Linked DNA regions of Homo sapiens: region 2 is linked to region 1. Evidence: read pairs that join two places in POLR2A ChIA-PET (ENCODE). Cell type or tissue: MCF 10A. All regions are shown on one strand. Each heading gives the region's core, and the rest is flanking DNA. Links, peaks and the distances in the headings are about the cores only. Region 1 overlaps SNCA (synuclein alpha). Region 2 holds the start of LOC124900602 (a long non-coding RNA gene).

Region 1 (11,493 bases), core at 1,123-9,122:
AGATTGTATTTACATATTCCATTAATGCAATAAATAAAATTACACCAAAACATCAGCATTATTTATTTCCAGGGGCATCTCTCAAAATAAATTCCTCCAAAATTCACAAAACCAAAACCAATGTGAAATTGTACTCAGGGATGCAAATGTAGCCCAGTGAAGCATTTGCCCACTTGTTTGGTATTATTGAAGCACAATTAGAAAAATGTGCAATGTATGCCCAAAAATTCTATAATAAGGGCCAGGCGCGGTGGCTCACACCTGTAATCTCAGCATTTTGGGAGGCCAAGGTGGGCAAATCATGAGGTCAGGAGATCGAGACCATCCTAGCTAACACCATGAAACCCAGTCTTTACTAAAAATACAAAAAATTGGCCCAGACGTGGTGGCGGGATCCTGTAGTCCCAGCTACTCGGGAGGCTGAGGCAGGAGAATGGCATGAACCCAGGAGGCAGAGTTTGCACTGAGCCTACTCTCCAGCCTGAACGACAGAGCGAGACCCCATCTCAAAAAAAAAAACCATAATAAGAACTTTTTAATATACTATATTATAATGTAAAAAGACTAGATGTCAAACAAATTAGGTGATGGGAAGGAATTGAGGGAGAATTTTAGACTAAGCAATTGAGCAGCACCTGTTTTTCACCACAAATCTGTTACATGTATTGCTCAATTGTGCTGAATCCATATTGGGTCCTGGTGGCTATGTAATAGTCTCTTTCTTGGATAAATGTTTGTCCTCTCTTATGGTTTACTAATGGTGTACAGAACAGCATTGAATAGTGGTTATTTCCTATGACTTCCTAGATATCTCTCTCATAATCCTGAATGTTTTAAAGATCATTCTTAGATAGAGTACAGCTAGACACGAACCATAGTGGAAATCAGGTAGACAAAATTTAAAAGGAGTCTTAATTGAAGGTCATTTTATTGTCCTCAGTATTAATCTTACTTAAAACAAACCTGTCACTGAGCAGAACTCAAAACACCAGAGCCCTTTGCCAAATGTGATTTTTTACAACAGGAGCGCTGGCAGTTGAGAGGAGTATTCTGTCACACTTGAGAGAATTCGAGTCCCTGAAGATTTATATGAATGCTTAGCTATTATCGAACCATCTCTTCACAGATGACTTAGTAAATGTCTGCCTTTGCATCAGATAATGGCTTACAAGTTAATCTCCTCTTGCTCCCTGTTACACACATATACACCTTCTTCCTAAACAGCTCATAAGGTGAAAGAAAGACTCAGATTTCTGACTATGTAATTGATAATATCACACGGACTGCCTGCTCATCATCTGCTAGTCACATTGGCAGAGTTGACAGTTTTGGAGACACTGAAGACAGTGCATATATTAGGAAATAAGCAGTTTCCTGATATAAATTTTCTTGTAGTTTATAAATTACATAGCATTTATTATTCCCTCATATTTTATAACATTTAATAATAGAACTGACACATATATTCATTTTAAACTCAATTGTGTATAATAACTATCATAGCAACCCTTCAGTGCCTAAATATCAAATCTTCCATTCCTCCCATGAACATCTTGAATATATAGGTACTGTGGTTAGCTCCAACAAGCTTTTGGTTAGAATTCATTGCACTGATACATAGACATTGTTTTAAAGGCAATTTCAAATCAAAGCTGTCAGCTGTGAATCAAGCACACCTTAAAAAGTGACACATTTGTCACTAGATTCCAGCCTCTCAAATTACTGACACGCATCCTTTTTATGTAAAGATGACATTGTTCTTTCCTGATATATTGCATTCCTCATGAATTTCTTATAGTCATAGAATTTTTATAAACCATTTCAGAATCGCTGAAATAAACATCAATATTTTTAACTTTTTCATTCTGTCAAAAATATTGTATGCAGAGATATTGCTGTAAGTGTGTATACCTGTGCTTAAGAGACTAGGGCTGAAGAGAAGTAATCAACCGAACCACTGGTGTAAATGTGCGTCACATTTTTAGTGACTAGAAATTGAAATAATTCCAACAAATTTATGTGCTTTGGGCTTGAGAATTCAGACTGCCTTAGGCTAAGATAAAAATCTTTTCCTGGTACTATATACCTTCTTTTATTGAATGACTACCTGGCTCTTTCTATTATATATGCAGATTTTGTACCTCTGGTCATCTTTGTAAATGGTGCCTAAAAGATATTTGAAGAATAAGTGACCAGCAATAAGAACAAATGTCTATACAAAAGCACCCTTTAGTTGGATGTAATTCACTACTTTGAGTTGTTAATAACCTCTAAGGATGACAGTAGCTATTAGTTGAATAAACCATTATGTCTATTATTAGAACACTAGATAGTTTATAAGTCCAAACAATGCATAAAATACCTATCTCATGTTACCATTGTTTAGGTTACCAGATAATTGTTCTGTCCAATTATTCCACTTAATTTTTTGCTTGCCCATTAGCTAAATGGCAAGATAAAATTTGTCAAACGGGGGGGAATGTATTGAAAATGCTAGACAACTACACTTAAAATGAAAACAGGCCAGGCGCGGTGGCTCAGGCCTGTAATCCCAGCACTTTGGGAGGCCAAGGCGGGTGGATCACCTGAGGTCGGGAGTTCAAGACCAGCTTGACCAACATGGAGAAACTCCATCTCTACTAAAAATACAAAATTAGCCGGGCATGGTGGCACATACCTGTAATCCCAACTACTGGGGAGGCTGAGGCAGAAGAATCGTTTGAACCCAGGAGGCGGTGGTTGCAGTGAGCCGAGATTGTGCCACTGTATTCTAGCCTAGGCAACATGAGCGAAACTCCATCTCAAAAAAAAAAAAAAAAAGAAAGAAAAGAAAACAAATGCATAATTTGCAAATATTATTTTTATATTGTATGTTATCTAGGGCTTCTAAATGCATTCTTCTTATAAGCCTAGGTTTGCAATAACATTCATTTAGAATTGAGTAATTTTAAATATAATATTTTATAAAATAAAATATAATAATTTCTCTTAATTCTTTGAAAATATTAAATTAAAAGGGGGTTGCAAACTCTGCATTCCACATTTCCATCCCAACATTTAATTTTAGCAATTTTGTAGTCTGCCTAAAATGCAATCCATCATTTACTGTTTAGAAAATAGGGAATGTACACAAAGGCCTTTCAGCTTTCCCTGAACTCCATAAAAATCTTTTTGCTTCTTTACTGCCCCCCTTTGTCAGGAGTTCTGAGGAACTGTTTTTTATCTTAAGTCTCACAAAGCATTTAGGAGAATATTTAAACTTAAATTCTTTTAAAACTTATGTTCAGGACAAAGTAACATTGTATGCATTGGTGTCATATGTATTTAAATTTTGAAATTTTTAATACTGGCAAAATGAGGTTTCAATTTTAATATAAATTATTTAACAATCTTAAATCATTAAATATATTACTTAATATATTTAATATATCTAAACAGTCACAATTTTCCCATACTAATAATCATAAAAAATCTTACCCAATGGTCATATAGATATACTTAATGGAGTTTTGGGGGGGTATTTTTGTATATTAAAAAATTCATATATTTGCCTTACTTAGAAGAACTGATTAAATGAAAGTATAATATTAACAAACATATTGTTATTTTATATTTGCATTTGTGATAATTATATTTGAAACGTTCAAGATTTTCCAATGAATTTCTTTTGCATTTGCGTATTTGTGCCTTTTTATTATAAAAATAGGTGGCTTTTTAGTTCCACTGCATAAGTTTCAACATAGGTCTACAAATAGTGCATCTTTTTGAAGTTAATCATTATAATCACAAATTGAAGTTGCCTGAGCTCCAATTGGAGTCTAAATGGATGACTGAATCTTATTATTCGAAACCCACTGTTGCTACACAATATGGCCACACAAGAGAGTACACAAGACCCGTCTGATTCAGCCTCAGTGCCATAAATATTTTAATGGTTTCGTTGGAATCTGGAAATGGAGCTCACCACAGGAGATGCTTCTTCCTTTGACTCTCATTATTATTTCCTTTACAAATTAATTAATAAAAACTTAGATGCTAAATTAGCACTTGATGAAAACTTATATAGCCTTGACATTTTGATTCTGTGAGTGAATAAAAATACTTGGAGAAATAAAAATCCTAATCATGTTCAGGAATACCCACAAGGTAACAAGTACATTTTTAAACTTTAAAAACATTTATTATTCATGATAAAACATGTTGTGTGATTTAAATATAAATTTTTATTATTTGCTTTAACTTATTTCCGGATTAAAAAGTAAATGTTTACCTAGCTGTTCTAAATGGTAATCCTCATGATTAAAACAGCAATTTGTCATATTTCAGTTACAAATGATCTTTTATTATTAGTTATAGAACATAAGTTTCTTCATTGACTGAGGCGATGTTTCAAGTAGATAAATCTGTTAAAAAAATTGTGGTCATATTCTGTTAAATTCTCATACCAGGCAATTTGTTTGATATTCAGGAAAAACCTAGCCACTGACCAAAAACTCTACCTGCCTTCTCAGTTGTATCCTCTTGGACTTAAAGGGGACTGGGAAAGTTATAAGATGGTTCATGATAGTCCATCAACATCCCAAGAACAAAAACAGATGTTGTACTGACAGCATCATATGATCATATGCATGTAAGAGCACATTCATATTGCCAAATCAGTTGGAATTTTTCACGGTTGAAAGTTAAATGAAATGCTTAGATGTATGAGTCATCGGAGTTAAAGACAATTACAGCCAGATTTATGGCTGTGCTAAAATAAAGCTAGTTAGAAAACAGACCAAATTCCATGACGATACCAAGTCTGACTAATGATTCACCTTAAATTTCGGAGCAACATTTATCCTCACTTGTTTGTTTATTTGACAATGTGCCCTTATCCATTAAGTAACTAGGAGGAAGGGAAAAGCACTACGTGGGTGAGTGACAAGACACTGACACTGATTTGTGACTTTGGATAATTCCTGGATGCTGTTATCTGTTTTGGCATAGAGATGGATCTGTAACTGCTAATAATTGCCGACTGTGACCATCCCAGAGGCCATTTACTTAACCCAGGTATTTCAGACCTGACAGCCCGAGGATAAACACGATTTCCCTCCATCACTAACTTCATCTGCAGGGCCTAAGCCTCCTTCACAGTCTCTCCAGTGATTTATTGGCATCTCCAAGGGTATCTCACATGTGCTGAAGAACAAATCTGCTCACTTTCATCTGCTTGGTTTTCCCTTTTGAAATCTGCTGCTTTAAAATTACTAAGGGAGGAATCATGCCTGCTGCTACCCTTGCCAGTGACCTTGCAGTTTGTGCCCTGATTGTTCCAATTACCACAATCAAAACAGAAGCGTTTGCAGTTACTGCAGTGCTCTCTCTGTGGATGTCAGGTCTGACTCAGAGAGCCAGGCTGGGGAACAGCCATTTCCACTCTTGTACCTCTGCAAAAGGACTTCCATGTTCCGTAAACAGACTCCCACCTCTCATTTTCCCCCCAAGCAAAGCATCATAAATTAGAGAGCATGTAACGGGAAAGAAAATCCATTAGCCATTTGGGTTCAGTCAGACAAGCCAGCTCATGGAAAGTTTATACAGGAAGGTCACATTTCAATTGAGATCAGGAGGGTGAAAGGGTCCAGCTGTGTGATGAGAGAGAGAATGTTCGGGAATGTGGAACAGAGGTATCCAAGGCAGAACAAACTCGTATATGAAGGCTTTAAGGGTGTGCAAATCTAGCATATTTTATGACATAAAAGAGTCCTGATTAGCTAGAATATGATGAATGTGAGAAGAGGTGAAGGCTGGAGATAGGAAAAATTATTCCAGATCTTATAAGCTATAGTAAGAAATTTGCATATTATATATAGACTTGTGGGAAGCCATTGGATTTTGTAAGAAGGAGATTAACATTATCTTATTTATGTTATTTGTGATTTATAACCCCAAATGTGCCAGATACAAACAAACCAAAAATAATAATAATAATAATAAGAAGAAGAACAACAACAGCAATGGAACTGTGGTGATGGTTTTGGTCACAAAATGCATATATATCTATTTTTCACAATGCAAAAATATTTCATTATTTCAAATTTTAACATAAATGTGGGTATGCATGAGCTTACAAATCTTGAAGTTTATTGGGGAATATTGGTGAGCATGGTTTTTATTGCATGGTCACAACTTACTAATGGGAAACATCTGAATACCTATTGAGTTAATGCATGCACATTTTTATTTTCCTGGAATACTGAGAAAAAGGTTGCTACATAATGTCTTGATAGCTTCTAAGTCATGGCTCAAAAGTGAATGTGGAATCTGCTAATCGGAATGGACTCAGATTCAGCCAAGTTCTCAAAAACATTTGCTTTCATAGATGTCTTCAAGAAACAAGGAGTCTTGAATTTAAATTGTGAAGTGTCTATCTTAGAATAGAGAGATTTAAAATCTGACTGTATTTTGTTTAAAAAAGCCTATATAACTGTATTATATAAAATTATTTATACTACAGTTAAAAAAAGAATCCCATCCTATTTGTGCCTAAATAAGTGCCTGCTTGTAGCATGAAAACTATTTGTTGAGGGTCCTTAGATCCTCAGAGCATGCTGTGAAAGTAGGTACAATTGTTCTTTCTATATAAGCCTCTTAAGATAACAGATAATTGCCAGAAATACAGCACACAGTACAAAATTACCTTGTTTTACTTTTGCCACAAAAAACAATTTCTTTTGGCTTTGAGCAATAAAGTCCAATGATTTTTTTCCTTTCAAAATATCTTCCTCCCTCTCCATAAGTTTTATATTTATTCACGAAGGAATATTCCAATATCGGATGTTTTTGTCTGTGTCTCTTCCTGGAACAAATGTTAATTAATCTCTTTGGGTTTGTATGTCAAGTGGAGGGGTGGGGATTGGGGACAGGTGATAGTTGTCTAGGGAGTTAACTTCATCTCTATAGGAGAGTGGATAGACGCTGTATACGAAAAGCTCTTGAAAAGGGAAATACAGCAGCCACTTCCTCAGGGCTTCCATGGTGGTCAGACTCCTTGATTGCTTTAGATTAACTCTGGCTTTTGTCCTTCGGAGGCCACCAGATTGGGTGGATAGACATTGTCCTTGCTGTTCTTTTGACCTACCTACTTGTACTTTAGGGGAAAAAAATGCCTGTAATAGGTTAAATGCTTTCTCAAAGATCACCAAAGTATATAACACATGGCAAATAGACAGAGAAATGAGACAGTATAATCAGTATAATTTATAAAAGTACCTTACAGCAGGATCCCATGGGATATGGGTTTTTTTTAAAAAAAATCTACCTAATCTTTTCATTGAACTCCTATTCAGGATTCATTATATTGAATATGGCTCAGAGACCTGGAAAATTGTTTCCACCTTTTTAATTTATTCACCATCATTTATGGAAGTTTTCAAGGACGTTTACTTACCTACCTCAGTTAACAGATTGTACTACTTGGGAAGTCTATAAATATGAGCTTAAAGCATTTTCTGAGTTTTAAAATAATTTAGATTGTGTAGAATGTTAAAACTAAAAGAGGAAAAAATTATTCAGTTCCTCAGTTGAACCTAGCAATTTATCTTTTCACAGTGTGCTCAAGTATAGTTTTTGAAAAGTAAAGAAGATGGTTTTTATACAAACATAAACACATTTCAAAGATTTTATTCAACTAATTAATTAGTAGTGGAGCCAATAAGCTGGTAAGACTGGTTTAAAGGAATATCTGAGGAATAAAGATTTATAGAAACAGTCAAAGAAATTCTAAAGAGAATTGACTAATAGATATAAATCTAGTAAATATTTGATTAATAATAGCAGTAACCTATGGAATTATGTTTTCTACTGAGCATAAATGAGCATGAATCTCTTTGGGTTTGTATGTCAAGTGGAAGGGTGGGGATTGGGGACAAGTGATAGTTGTCAAGGGAGTTAACTTCATCTCTATAGGAGAGTGGATAGATGCTGTATAAGAAAAGCTCTTGAAAAGGGAAATAAAGCAGCCACTGCACATCTGCACATATAACCTGTAGATCTGGGGGCTCTAATAAAAAAGTTAATGGCAATGTCAAAATCTGGTGTTTTATCTTAGATAACTTCATAGTCATTGATTGAGCCCCTTAAAAATAACATTTAAAGGACATGTAGTCATTCTGTTTCTTTATTGCCAAGTTTTCAGCAATTTTTCTCATGAGAATGAGTGCTAAGAAACTTTTGGTGGAGCGTGGTGGCTCAAGCCTGCAGTCTTGCACTTTGGGACGCCAAGGCTGGCCAATTACTTGAGATCAGTAGTTTGAGACCACCCTGGCCAACATGGTGAAACCTTGTCTCTACTAAAAATACAAAAAAAAAAAAAAGTGGGATGTGGTGGCATGCGCCTGTAATCCTGGCTACTCTGGAGGCTGAGGCACGAGAGTCACTTGAACCCGGGAGGCAGAGGTTGCAGTGAGCCGAGATCCTGCCACTGCACTCCAGCCTGGGCTACAGAGGGAGACTCCATCTCAAACAAACAAACAAACAAAAAAGAAACTTTTAAAATATAACAATAGAGACATTACATAGGCCCACAAAACCACCTCCAAAAAAGCATTCTATCACCTGCAAGAAAGCATATATATATATCTGCTTTTGTGTATATATATATATATATATATATCTGCTTTTGTGTATATATATATACACACACACACACACATATGTGTGATATCAGCATGTGTATTTACACATATATTTTGTGCATGTATATTTTTAACTAAAAATGTGCTAGGAGTTAGATATGAACTGATTTTGGAGGAGGTGATATGCTGTAGAGAGAGAGAATGGGAGAATAGCAGTATTATAATCTCTCTCCATTGTATTCAGTTTTTTTCTTTGTCTGAATTTTTAATAGAAGTCAGCCAGAAGATGTTAGTTTCTGGGAAATGTGTTGAGATTTACAGTCAAATCCAGAGAGAACTAGAGGCTTATGAGTAAATAAGTAAAGGTTATGCAGAGAAAGTATTCTTTTTCCTGTGTAAACTTGAATATTGGCCAGGCGCGGTGGACACCTGTAATCCAGCACTTTGGGAGGCCAAGGCGGGTGGATCGACTGAGGTCAGGAGTTCATGACCAGCCTGTCCAACATGGTGAAACCCATTCTCTACCAAAAATACAAAAATTAGTGGGTGTGGTGGCAGGATCCTGTAATCCCAGCTACTACGGAGGCTGAGGCAGGAGAATTGCTTTAACCTAGGAGGCGGAGGTTGCAGTGAGCTGAGACAGCGCCATTGCACTATAGCTACGGCGATAAGAGTGAGACTTCATCTAAAAAAAAAAAAGAAAAGAAAACCTTGAATATTTCTTGTACTTGTGTTCAAATCATACAGTTATGAAAGTTTACCCCTAGCTGTTACACTTAAAATGTACTTCTGAAATATACAGAGAGATGATACAGACTATTAATGAGTTCCACTAAACTTTTAATGGTTTAGAAAATACAAATATTTTCTTATTTTTCTGGAATTCCAGCCATTAATGTAAAACATTGGTTTCAACATAAATAACACACTGGCATGCACATATGCCTAAGCATGGGCCCCCACACATACAGACATTCTGAAAGACCACTTTTTAAAAATATTCAGTACCGTATATTGTGCATTCCTTCTTTATCCACATACTTAAGCTGCTGCAAGCATCCCATTGATAACACCAGTAATAAAAGATGGGACCATCAGTAATGAGATTTGAAAGCCCCTTTTGCAAGAAAGTAAGGACTAGAAGGTGGAAATCACTCTGTCTTAGAGTCATATGGATTGGGGCTTTGCTAGAAGTGTGTGCTCTCAGGGAAAGCTGCCTTTTTATTTTCTCCAGAGAAAAGCCTTTTTGTCAGTAAAAGAAGATGTATCATCCAATGCATATGTAAAATTCTAAACAGCAGATAAAACAACATTCACTATTAATCTCTGCAAAAGAAGATATATTGAAAAAATCCTCAAGTGTCCCTCTTTGGGTTTCTTTGTTATATATTAAAGCAGTTATCTTTAGATGCATGAGAATCACCTGAAGACCTTATTTTTAAAATTCAGATTCCTGTCAGTTCACTCCCAAAGATTCCGATTCAGTAGTTAAGAGACAAAGCCTAGGAATGTGAATTTACAATCAACACCTCAGGTGATAGCCATGCATGTTCTTAATGCTCTACTACTATCTATGCATAAAAGGAAGATAAAGTTTTAAAAACTTGAAATGTGGTATAACAGTTTAGTATTGAATAATATACATTTTTACTTATTGTAACAAATTATGATATCTACTTGGGGCAACAGTATCTTTTATTTTGGATCTGAATCCTAATTTTGGCTAGGTATCACTGAGGGATTCTTAGTCTAAAACAATTAAATGGAGTTAGTGGTTTTTTTTAGTAACTCTTGATTTTCTGTTTTTTTCCATTGGCATCTTACAAAATTTATTCATTCATTTTTCCCTTTTTCACTTGGCATTATTTGTTAGACAGTGGACAAAAGAACTATAGAAAGTAGAGAAGCATGTGATGTTGTCCTGCTCTTAGATTCTCGCAACTCAGGAGAGGACATTCGCTTACACCAATCATCTCAAAACATGGCAGTTTATGCTGAACTCAGTCCAATGGGAGAGCATTTGACTGAGCACATAGGGAGAGAAGTTAGCTCTGTTGAAGGATAATCAACGAAGAATTCTTAGGAAAGGTACAGTCATTCATTGAATATTTGCTCGGCACTTACTAGGTGCATATGTGCACTAAGATCTAAGGATGGGCTGATGAAGAACCCAGGTCCCTTTTCTTCTAGTGGACATGCAGACTGGCCTAAAAAAAAAAAGGTAACTGGAAAATGGATAAGGAAACTGAGTCACTCGGTTTATTTATTATCACTCGGTTTATTTGCTTTTGTTTGTATTTTCATTTTGACACAGCACAGTGTCATCTTAACGCATCCTCCAAAGTGAAGGATGGGGTGGATAACACTTTAGTTGGCATTTCTGTAGCCAGGAGCCAGGATCTTTCTCCCATAATTGCATTAACCTGGGAAGGCACCCTCTAGGTAGATTTGTATAGCACCCTGGTTAATCAATTATCAGTTTACTTCTTGTCTCACTAAGCTTTAACACCTTACATTTATGAAGCAGTGTAAATATAACTTTAGCATCTTGATCACAGCAAGCACCTGATTTGTATTTTTTTATTAGCTCAAGTGAAATCAGATCAGAGAAGTACATTACAGGTCATAAAATATGTGCAAATTTCATAATGACCTCCTTTTAAAATGTGCAAAAATAAGATTGTTAAGGCACATTCCAGAGCCTTGGGGGGTGTGTGTGTGTGTGTGTGTGTGTGTGTGTGCGTGTGTGTGTGTGCTTGTCTTTTGAGAATATCTGTATATCAGAAAATTTGGCTGAGAAGCAATCTTCTTCTTAGTGGTTCTTTTTCTCTTTTGAAAATAAAGTACTAAAAATACTTAAAGATGCAGAACA
Region 2 (11,493 bases), core at 1,776-9,775, 73 kb after region 1:
GAAGGAGCTAATCTAGTAGAAGAGTCATAATTCCAAGTCTCTCTCTTGTCTTTTTTTATTTCAAGGAAATTTTGATTGAATGCCAACTGAAGCACTGAGTTGCATGCTGCAAAATTTTGGAAATATTTGTTATTTTTTCTCAATAAAACAGTAAAAACAAAGTAGTATATGATCTAAAAGTAAATCTGCTAACAAAGCAGAAACCAACCTGTAAGCACTTCTCTGCCTCATGCCTGTCTCACACTATATAAGTAATCTTTTACCTGAACGGGATATTAGCTACATCATTGCTTTTAACCAAGATCTGTTTTCTTCAGTGTTGACATGCATTTAATTTTCCTGGCCAATGAGAAGTGTGGCTAGGAAAACTGAAAAGGGTATCAAATATGGCCATTACAAATATGGCCACAATCATCACTCCTTTCCTTATCCATGCCATTTTCCATTGATTTTCAACTTCTCCCATCAAGAGATGGAGTCTGTTTCTTCACATCTTTATCTGGGCTGGCCTGGTAAATAGAATGTGGTAGAAGTGACAGGATGCTATTTTCAAGCCACGAACTCAACGCCCTTCTGTGTGACTCTTTCAGAACTCTGCCACCATCATGCCTCTCTTCTTCATGTGGTTTCTCATCCACCATCAGTCTAAACCAGCCAGCAGCAGACCCTACATACATGATCAGCTCAGAAAAAACATCCAGCTGAGCTCAGTCCAGACTGCCAGTTTGCAGATATGTAGGCTAAAAGAGGAGCTGCTTTAAGCCACTATGTTTGCGATTGATTGTTACGTGGTAATTATAAGGTAGCATCTTGCTTTGCTGAAAAGTAGAGAAAAAAGATACTGATTTCATTTTGAATTGCAGCTTGAGTTTTAACTGGAATAAGCAGAAGGTCCCTTTGGAGTCAACAGATTAGATAAAAAGAGTTGGGTTGTTTGTTCCTCCTAGTGTTTCCTCACTAATCACAGTTCTAGATACCAGTGGCTGGCACTCATGCACTACGTAGTGGTACAGGAAGTCCATCACCCTTAAAGCAGAGGAGCTCTGAGGGCTGAATGGGCATTTCCAAATCTACTCAGACACCTAAGAGAAAAACACCATGTTTAATCACTGTCACACAAATGTACTACATTGATTGTCAACTTTTGTTTGATTAAATCACTCTTTTGTGGAAAAGGAGGCTAAAATTCTTATGGCACAAAATTGGCTCACACAAACTAAAGGACAAAATATTCATAAATCACACACCACAACTAGAATTGAATTATTTTGGTCATACTGAGTAGAAAGAGAAGTCCCTTCTACACAGTCCTCAGACTGGTATATCATTGTTTGGGAGGATAGGAGATGACTCTCCAGATGAATCAATTCTGAAAACAAATGGACTGGACCAGTTCGAACCTCACAGGAAGAGCCAGTATAAAGTATATGGGCATCTAATGAAATTAGATGAATGTAAGAAATACTGGGAAAACAATGATAAAGAAGGCAAAAGGAAATCACCTACCCAAGCACCTATTGTTTCTAGATTTATCATTGGCAGATATGTGAAGTCACCCAAAATATCTTCTTGATACTGACTAAAGTCTTCATTTCACATGTGTCCCCTTACTACACAATTCAACTATACAAAATCATTCTGGAAATCAAGTCTATCATGTACTAATTAACTCATATTTACATGTATCACTATGTACTAAGAATCTTCATTATGTCAGGTCATGATAAGGATTCAAAAATGAGTAAGCCATAGACACTGTGTTACACAATATATGGGGGATGTTGGTAAAGAAACACTTTAACATAGCTAACAAAAGGTAGAAAATAGGAAGAAATGACATTAATAGAAAATGGCGATAATCATTTGAATTGGACCCTGAAGGACAGCCAGGATTTGAACATGAATAACAGTGGCATGGAAGAAGATGAAACCTAAGATGAGACAATAGCTTGTTTCTCTTTGCAGAGAGGAAAATATATTGGGTGGACTTGGCCAAAGCTATTACATTAGTAAAGCTTTTCTTGGGAGGTCCTGGCCTCTTGTTGTTGACCTAAGAAGGTAAGAAGAAGGAAAAAAGCATTAGCATAGGAAATGAACTATATTTAGGACTAAATTATATAGAAACATATATCCTTGCTTCTGAAATATAAATCAGTGTGTACTTTGTAACTTTTCAAATGAATATTCATAACTTAGAATTTATTTTAATGACATTTTAGTCATATCTCAAGCAATGCACACGTTAATTTTCCTTTGTCTGCAACTTTATTACTCCATTGGAATTACTGGATTTTGCTACCCTTTTTGTTCTGTGATACAATTAGTCCATGTAGATTTGTTTGTACTTACCTTTAGCCTAGTAAATAATGTGGATTATGGATACCTTTAGTGTGCCTGATTTTGTTCTGAGTATATTTTTCTCAGATAATTCAAAAGTTATCACTTTACTGACTGACTTGAATTCCTTCCTAACAAATCTAAATGCCTTGTTTGTGTTTTTTGCTTCTTCATCTGACTATTTTCTCTCCTCTATCTTATGTTTTCTTTTTTTTTTTTTGTCCTCCAAATTTTCCTGTAGCAAAATGAAATTGTTGTCTCCTATCAGATTATAGCAATCCTGGCATTATTATAAAAGATTTCCCTTATCTAATTGGAACTAAGAAGTGATATGTTTTAATCTGAGATATTTCTAGACTGACATAAAAAGTAAAGTTTTGAATTTGGCTATATCACTTAACCCATAAACAAGCTTAGTACACCTTACTTCAGATTCCTTATGAATAAATTCTGACTTTGATAGAAAAATTAACACAAGTTTATTGTATGTTTTGTGTGTCAGAAATTGTGCTACATGATAGAAAACACACAGAAACATAAGATTCTCATAAGGCTAAGGACTATGAAATATAAGGAAATCAATAAAATTAGCCAAAATGCCTCATGAAAATGCAAATCATGTTTTAAATGCTAAAGAGAGCTTCATATTAACTGTATAGAACTTTATATTCCAACACATTATGAAGTGATCAACAGTGAAGACAGAATATTGTCAAACAGACTCGATTTCCCTTTTAGTGTTTTCCAAGCACGACTACATAAAAGTTATAGTTCTCCAGTAACCAAGATGCTAATGTTTACAAAATTCTTTTCTTTGTGTCTCATTGCTGTAGAATAACTTCTTTCTTCAGCATTATTGTTGGCATTCTTTGATATCCATGAAGGCCTCTTTTTAAAAAATTTTCTTTTATATTTTTCTTTCTTCAAAATTAAACAGCAGGGATAAGTAAAAAAAAAATCTTATACCTTAGAATTTTGACAGATAAGTGCAGGATATAAAGGGTATGCATAGGATTTAAAATGTAATGGGATATGTGGAAGACTATATAGAGGCCTGTGACTATAACCTAATGCATGGTGCTGTGGTCTAGGAATTACCAAGGCCCGGAGACTCTGGGGAGATAATCCTTATCACTTGTACCTCACTAGCTAAGCTCTGTATTATGCAATGTAGGTGGAAGTATGATAAAGAAAAGGGGTAGGCTTTGGAAGTGATTGGAGAAAACACTGTAGTGATGGCCAGATATAATTGTAGTAAAACTTTACCTGTTTGAATTGAGCTTGGAAATAATAGTTCAGACTATTTGCTTGGTGACAGAGATCAGGCACTACGAGGTTAATGAAATATTTTAAGACTTTGAAAGACAAACTGGTTTTTATCTTCTTTTTTACTTTAGGTCCTATAAAGTTTTTACACCAAAGAGCCATTACTACTGTATAGGGAAAGAAAAACAAGACCTTGCCTTTTTTGGTAAAGCAAGATGGATAAATTATTTTGAAAAATAAATATTTACCTACAATTTTTGAAAATCATGAATTTATAGTTTCCATACAGTGTAGGATGCACTAATCTGATATCACATTTGTGATTTGTCTAAATGATTACTATTTAGAAGAAAAACATGTTTATCTCAGTTTTTATAGTCTTTGCTAAGATTTAAGGTATTTGTAATAAAAACTCTTGGTAACCTCTTAAACTTGTAATGGTCATGTAGCAAAAATTTGCTACAAACATAAACTTGAGATCAGCAGTAAGACAAGAAGGACCATCCCCACAACTACTATATCACAAAGTACTGGAGGCCTTATCAAATTCTATGTGAAAAGAAAAGAAAATGAGTTACAAAATCTCGAAGAGAAAGGCCAAAATTGTCATTATTTTCAAATGAGGTAATAATATGCCCAGAAAAAAAAAGAACAAGAAACAACTGATAAAGTATTAAAACTAAAAAACTGAGGGCAGCAAGTTTACCATATTCAAGATTAACCCACCTTGGGAAACTCTTCAGAGATGCAACAAATGGGAGAATTCTTGACCAAGGAAATGGAAATCATACAACAATATGTAATTGTCTTTAAATGTGTTATGCAAACATCTCAAAAACATAAAGATGAAATAAAATCTACGCAACAAGTACTGAAAGTTACTAAACAAAAATAGTAAAATATGAAAAGAACTCTTTTAAAAACATAAAAATGAAAAAATACTATTACAAATGAGAAACTCAAAGGTTGAAATAAACATTTGATAACATGGCTGAATATAGAATTAAATACTGAAGTATAGAACTGATGAACTAACTTAGAAGGCAGCACAAGACCTAGCAGATAGAATTATATGAAAAGGGATCAGTAGGGTCCTTGGCAAGGTCAGTTTGTTTTTTAATTCAGATTTATAAATGTTTTTGTGAAATGCCCAAATACTAGGAATAAAGAGAAGGTCATAAAAGCAACCAAAGAAAACAAACATTACCTACAAATGATGCAGGATTTTTGCTCCAGAGTTCAACTAAAATCCGGGTTCTTGTCTAACAACCAGGAAAAATTAGGCACGCAGACACCTTGAAAGGTAAGGATGGTGGCATTTAGTAAAAGAAAGCTCTCAGCGAAAATAAAAAGAGGGACCTGCCAACAGGCTCCCAGCTCACAGACTGAATATCAGGCCACCACACAGGAGCTGAAGAGGCCAGACTCCTCCCCGGGCATCAGGCGTGAATTCCCGGTGGCTCCACCCCACTCTCCCGGTACGCAGGTGGGCCCCCGGTCTGCTGTGGGCATGCCCAGGCAAAGCCCTGGGCAGGTTCCCTCATTTGCACAGAAGCATCTAATGTAAACACTTGTGGGGCAGGTCAGAGATTCTCTGGGAACCCTCCCTTATCTGCCTCTTGCATCTATCACAAATAGATAACATCTCTATGAGTGTTCTCACTAGTAACACAATGTCCTAGAAGTTATATTTTCAAACTTTAGAAGGGAAATGATTGTCAGTATAGAGTTCTGCACCCTAATAAACCATCATTCGAGAGTGAGTGTAAAATATAAGTATTTCAGATACTGAGTTTTTGATCACATGTACTAACTGAAAAATAACTATAGAATGTACTTCAGGAAAAAAAAAAAGATCTCAAATAAGAGTAAATATTGAGAAAAAAATTATTCAAAATAAGCAGCAAAACATGTTCACAAATTTAAATAAGCATTGACTATTAGAAAAGCTGTATTGTGTGCTTAAAACAATTTGTAACAAATATTCCACATGTGATCATGGAAGATAGGAGCATGATTTAGTCCAGAATGTAACATCTCTCTGCTTTGAAAGAATACAGACTAACTGGTTCTAGGTAATATTAGAAAATATAAATATGATATATAAGTGAAAAAATGTTGAGTTAACCCTGAAAGAATAGAATTAAGTACATTACTTCTAAACTTATAAAGAAAAAAGAGGGGAATAGAAATGACTTCATTGGATCAATAGAATATAGGGTAAGGGAAAAAGGGACAGAAAAAGTGAGAGGTGAAGCCAGCTGGGCTTCTGGGTTGGGTGGGGACTTGGAGAACTTTTCTGTCTAGCTAAAGGATTGTAAATACACCAATCAGTTCTCTGTGTCTAGCTAAAGGTTTGTAGACACACCAGTCAGTGCCAATCAGTGCTCTGTGTCTAGCTAATCCGGTAGGGGGCTTGGAGAACTTTTCTGTCTAGCTAAAGGATTGTAAATGCACCAATCAGTGCTCTGTGTCTAGCTAAAAGTTTGTAAACATACCAATCAGTGCTCTGTGTCTAGCTAATCAGGTAGGGGACTTGGAGAACTTTTCTGTCTAGCTAAAGGATTGTAAATGCACCAATCAGTGGTCTGTGCTAGCTAAAGGTTTGTAAATACACCAATCAGCGCTCTGTGTCTAGCTAATTGGGTAGGGGACTTGGAGAACTTTTCTGTCTAGCTAAAGGATTGCAAATGCACCGATCAGCGTTCTGTGTCTAGCTAAAGCTTTGTAAATGCACCAATCAGTGCTCTGTGTAAAAACGGACCAATCAGCACTCTGTAAAATGGACCAATCAGCTCTCTGTAAAATAGACCAATCAGCAGGATGTGATTGGGGCCAAATAAGGGAATAAAAGCAGGCCACCTGAGCAACCCACTCAGGTCCCCTTCCACTTTTTCGAAGTTTTGTTCTTTTGCTCTTTGCAATAAATCTTGCTGCTGCTCACTCTTTGGGTCTGTGCCACCTTTAAGAGCTGTAACACTCACTGCAAAGGTCTGCAGCTTCACTCCTGAAGCCAGCGAGACCACAAACCCACTGGGAGGAACGAGGAAGGAGGAACAAAACAACTCTGGACGGGAGGAATGTACAACTCTGGACGTGCCACCTTTAAGAGATGTAACACTGCAAAGGTCTGCAGCTTCACTCCTGAAGCCAGAGAGACCACGAACCCACCGGAAGGAACGAACAACTCCAGAAGCGCCACCTTTATGAGCTGTAACACTCACTGCGAAGGTCTGCAGCTTCACTCCTGAAGCCAGCGAGACTATTAACCCACCAGAAGGAAGAAACTCTGGACACGTGAACATCTGAAGGAACAAACTCCGGACACACCATCTTTGAGAACTGTAACACTCACCACGAGGGTCTGCGGCTTCATTCTTGAAGTCAGCAAGACCAAGAACCCACTGGAAGGAACCAATTCCAGACACAAAGGCATGGCACAGAAAACATAAACTAAAATGCTGAAAAAAGTCAACACATCTGAAAAATCATCAAGAATCAGAATGAGTTAAACCCACTTTTCCAATGCCAGGAATCTCAGATTACCTAAACGAAATCCAGTTATATCCTTTATAAGAGAAACACCAAATGCAATAACACAGAAATGCTGAAAATAAAAAGAAAAAGGAGAAAGCATGTGAACATTAATAAGAAAAAAGCTGGTACACCAATATTAATATCAGAAAAGAATGAAATTTCAGATGAAATATATTAAGAAGGAAAAGAACACTTTATACCAATAAAATAAATCATCAAGTAAATACTATAATGTTGAATCTATAAAAATATGTAAAACAAGTAATAGCCAGATTACAAGAGGAAATGGATAGTTCCACAGTCACAGCGTCACAGAGGGAGATTTTCAACAAATCACTCATATACTGAGAGATAAAGGAGACAAAAATTTAAAAATAAGATTTGAAAAACAATAAAAATTTTCATCTGAAAGAATTTGTATGTGGAAAGATCATTTTCAGTTGCCATGTACTTTCTTTAGTATAATGGCTTGCCCCCTGCCTTAGTAAATGCTCACAAATCCATCACTTGACATTTTCCCCCAAACTGTTTTTTTTTTCTTTCCAATTATGTCCTTTAGATTTTCACTTTAAATGCTGTCCTCTGGCCTTCTTTAATTAATTTCTCATGGTGAAATTATTTCTCTGATTATGATTCCATTTAAACAAACCAGATAAATCAGATCCTTTAAAAAATCTCCAGGAGAGAGCACCATCCGCTGACTTCCACTTAAGCATCATTGATCAGGGATTTGTCATCTGACCACTACTAGCTTCAAAGACAATTGGCTTTCTTTACCAACGCGGCAGAAAGCCATTTTGTACCATAAAATAGCAAAATTGATCGCTAAACTGCAGGAAGATAAAATGAATAAGTGAATAAATAAATAAATATGAATATACTTGCATAACCTCCTCCTCCCAAATTTGAGTACCCTGTAGTCTGTGATCAAAAAATACCAAACTGACAGAAATTGAATTAAAACTTAAAATCACTTCTGTAATAAAATTACAAAAGTTGGGGGAATTGGAAGGGATTATATTCATATAGACAGTAATTTATATTAAAAAAATATCATTTTAAAGCAATGTCTTAATCAGCTCCACAAACCTGGCCACCACAAACCCAGCCCACTCATCTTTTGATTGTTTCTTAGTCTGTCCACATACCCTATTCTTACCCAGCATTTTCTTTTTTTAGTGTAAAAATTCCTTATAAGTTATATATATATATATGTATATGTGTGTGTGTATATATATATAAACACACACACATACACACACACACACACACTTTAAGTTCTTGGTTACATGTGGAGAATGTGCAGTTTTATTACATAGGTATACACATGCCCTGGTGGTTTGCTGCACCCATCAACCCGTCACCTACATTAGGTATTTCTCCTAATGTTATCCCTCCCCTAGCCCCCCACCCCCCAACAGGCCCCAGTGTGTGATGTTCCCCTCCCTGAGTTCATGTGTTCTCATTGTTCAACTCCCACTTATGAGTGAGAACATGCAGTGTTTGGTTTTCTGATCTTGTGATAGTTTGCTGAGAATGATGGTTTCCAGCTTCATCCTTGTCCCTGTAAAGGACATGAACTCATCCTTTTTTATGGCTGCATAGTATTCCATGGTGTACATGTGCCACATTTTCTTAATCCAGTCTATCATTGGTGGACATTTGGGTTGATTCCAAGTCTTTGCTATTGTGAATAGTGCCACAATAAACATACGTGTGCATGTGTCTTTATCATAGAATGATTTATAATGCTTTGGGTATATCCCCAGTAATGGGATTGCTGGGTCAAATGGTATTTCCAGTTCTAGATCCTTGAGGAATTGCCACACTGTCTTCCATAATGGTTGAACTAATTTACACTCCCACCAATAGTGTAAAAACATTACTATTTGTCCACAACCTCTCCAGCATCTGTTGTTTCGTAACTTTTTAGTGATTGCCATTCTAACTGGTGTGAGATGGTATCTCATTGTGGTTTTGATTTGCATTTCTCTAATGACCAGTGATAATGAGCATTTTTTCATATGTCTGTTGGCTGCATAAATGCCTTCTTTTGAGAAGTGTCTGTTCATATCGTTTGCCCATTTTTTGATGGTGGTTTGTTTTTTTCTTGTACATTTATTTAAGTTGTTTGTAGATTCTGGATATTAGCCCTTTGTCAGACGGATAGATTGCAAATATTTTCTCCCATTCTTTAGGTTGTCTGTTCACTCTGATGATAGCTTCTTTTGCTGTGCAGAAGCTCTTTAGTTTAATTAGATCACATTTGTCAATTTTGGCTTTTGTTGCTATTGCTTTTGGTGTTTTAGACATGAAGTGTTTGCTCATGCTTATGTCCTGTATAGTATTGCCCAGGTTTTCTTCTAGGGTTTTTATGGTCCTAGGTCTTACGTTTAAGTCTTTGATCCATCTTAAGGTGATTTTTGTAAAAGGTGTAAGGAAGGGGTCCAGTTTCAGTTTTCTGCATATGGCTAGCCAGTTTTCCCAACACTATTTACTAAATAGGGAATCTTTTCCCCATTGCTTGTGCGTGTCAGGTTTGTCAAAGATCAGATGGTTGTAGCTGTGTGGTGTTATTTCTGAGGTCTCCGTTCTGTTCCATTGGTCTATATATCTGTCCTGCCACCAGTACCATGCTGTTTGGGTTACTGTAGCCTTGTAGTATAGTTTGAAGTCAGGTAGCATGATGACTCCAGCTTTGTTCTTCTTGCCCAGGATTGTCTTGGCTATGCAGACTCCTTTTTGGTTCCATATGAAGTTTAAAATAGTATTTTTCCAATTCTGTGAAGAAAGTCAGTGGTAGCTTGATGGGGATAGCATTGAATCTATAAATTACTTTGGGCAGTATGGCCATTTTCACCACATTGATTCTTCCTACCCATGAGCATGGAATGTTCTTCCATTTATTTGTGTCTTCTTTTATTTCATTCAGCAGTGATATGTAGTTCTCCTTGAAGAGGTCCTTCACATCCCTTGTAAGTTGGACTCCTAGGTATTTTATTCTTTTAGTAGCAATTGTGAATGGGAGTTCACTCATGATTTGGCTGTTTGTCTGTTATTGGTGTGTAGGAATGCTTGTGATTTTTGCACATTGATTTTATAACCTGAGACTTTGCTGAAGTTGCTTATCAGCTTAAGGAGGTTTTGGGCTGAGATGATGGGGTTTTCTAAATATACAATCATGTCATCTGCAAACAGAGACAATTTGACTTTCTCTCTTCCTTTCTGAATACCACTTATTGCTTTCTCTTGCCTGATTGCCCTGGCCAGAACTTCCAGTACTATGTTGAATAGGAGTGGTGAGAGAGGGCATCCCTGTCTTGTGCCAGTTTTCAAAGAGAATGCTTCTAGCTTTTGCCCATTCAGTATGATATTGGCTGTGGGTTTGTCATAAATAGCTCTATTTTGAGATATGTTCCATTGATACCTAGTTTATTGAAAGTTTTTAGCATGAAGCCCTGTTGAATTTTGTCAAAGGCCTTTTCTGCATCTATTGAGATAACCATGTGGTTTTTGTCATTGGTTCTGTTTGTATGATGGATTACATTTATTGATTTGCATATGTTGAACCAGCCTTACATCGCAGGGATGAAGCCAACTTGATCATGCTGGATATGCTTTTTGATGTGCTGCTGGATTCAGTTTGCCAGGATTTTATTGAGGACTTTCACATCGATGTTCATCAGGGATGTTGGCCTGAAATTTTCTTTTTTTGTTGTGTCTCTACCAGGTTTTGGTATCAGGATGATGCTGTCCTCATAAAATGAGTTAGGGAGGAGTCCCTTTTTTTCTATTGTTTGGAATAGTTTCAGAAGAAATAGTACCAGCTCCTCTTTGTACCTCTGGTAGAATTCGTGTTGGGATTCACTCAGGATGGTGGCAGAAATATTAAAGGGAAATATTAGGGAAAGTTATAGGGAATAGTCACAAATCTTTTGGAAGGCCGAAAGGTTACATAGCTTGTAATAACTGAACAGGGCAAAGGCAGCCTGTTCTTACCTTAGAGCATTAGGTCATAGCGTAAATATTAGGGACAATAGAGGCTTCTCCAGTTAAGTGTGTTTACCCTACCTCCATTAACTAACCTTTGAGCCAGATGGCTCTCTCGGTGGGGGAGAGGTCTAAGAGGCAAATTGCCCCCTCATGGTAGTTACTTTAGACCCCGGTACCTGAGCTTTAATCATTCCTAGAACTACTCTCTTAACCATGTTAGTTATCCGCAAGTGTGTTTACTCAAAGCTTCTGTTGTTAATTGTATACCAAATAAATGCCTGGAATGCGAACTGCTCAGGGCCGGCCACAGTGACAAACCTCTCTTGATGTGCAGGCAGTTGGACACTCAGCTGAACTGGC

What was found. ChIA-PET counts read pairs that join two places held together with the same protein. Peaks named below come from ENCODE experiments on the same cell type or tissue, not always from the same donor. Only the 100,000 strongest peaks of a DNase experiment are listed, where the experiment ranks them.
Region 2: POLR2A ChIA-PET joins it to region 1 with 12 read pairs; 2 of 35 experiments call an interaction of 5 or more read pairs at or near these places.

Annotation. Positions count from the first base shown.
Region 1 is chr4:89,747,106-89,758,598 of GRCh38, reverse strand. All of the region lies in intron 4 of SNCA (synuclein alpha), which reads left to right. LOC124900856 (a long non-coding RNA gene) reads right to left here. Exons shown (of 2, transcript XR_007058472.1): 2 at 9,445-11,493. Among named protein-coding and RNA genes, the nearest start is that of SNCA-AS1, 84 kb to the left of the region's middle. In MCF 10A, for the core only: no CTCF peak of the experiment used is centred there; DNase peaks (open chromatin) are centred at 4,688 and 5,308.
Region 2 is chr4:89,675,002-89,686,494 of GRCh38, reverse strand. LOC124900602 (a long non-coding RNA gene) reads right to left here and starts at 4,990. Exons shown (of 3, transcript XR_007058466.1): 1 at 1-4,990. RefSeq lists enhancers at 4,580-5,079, 5,080-5,581, 4,608-5,807. In MCF 10A, for the core only: no CTCF peak of the experiment used is centred there; a DNase peak (open chromatin) is centred at 5,094.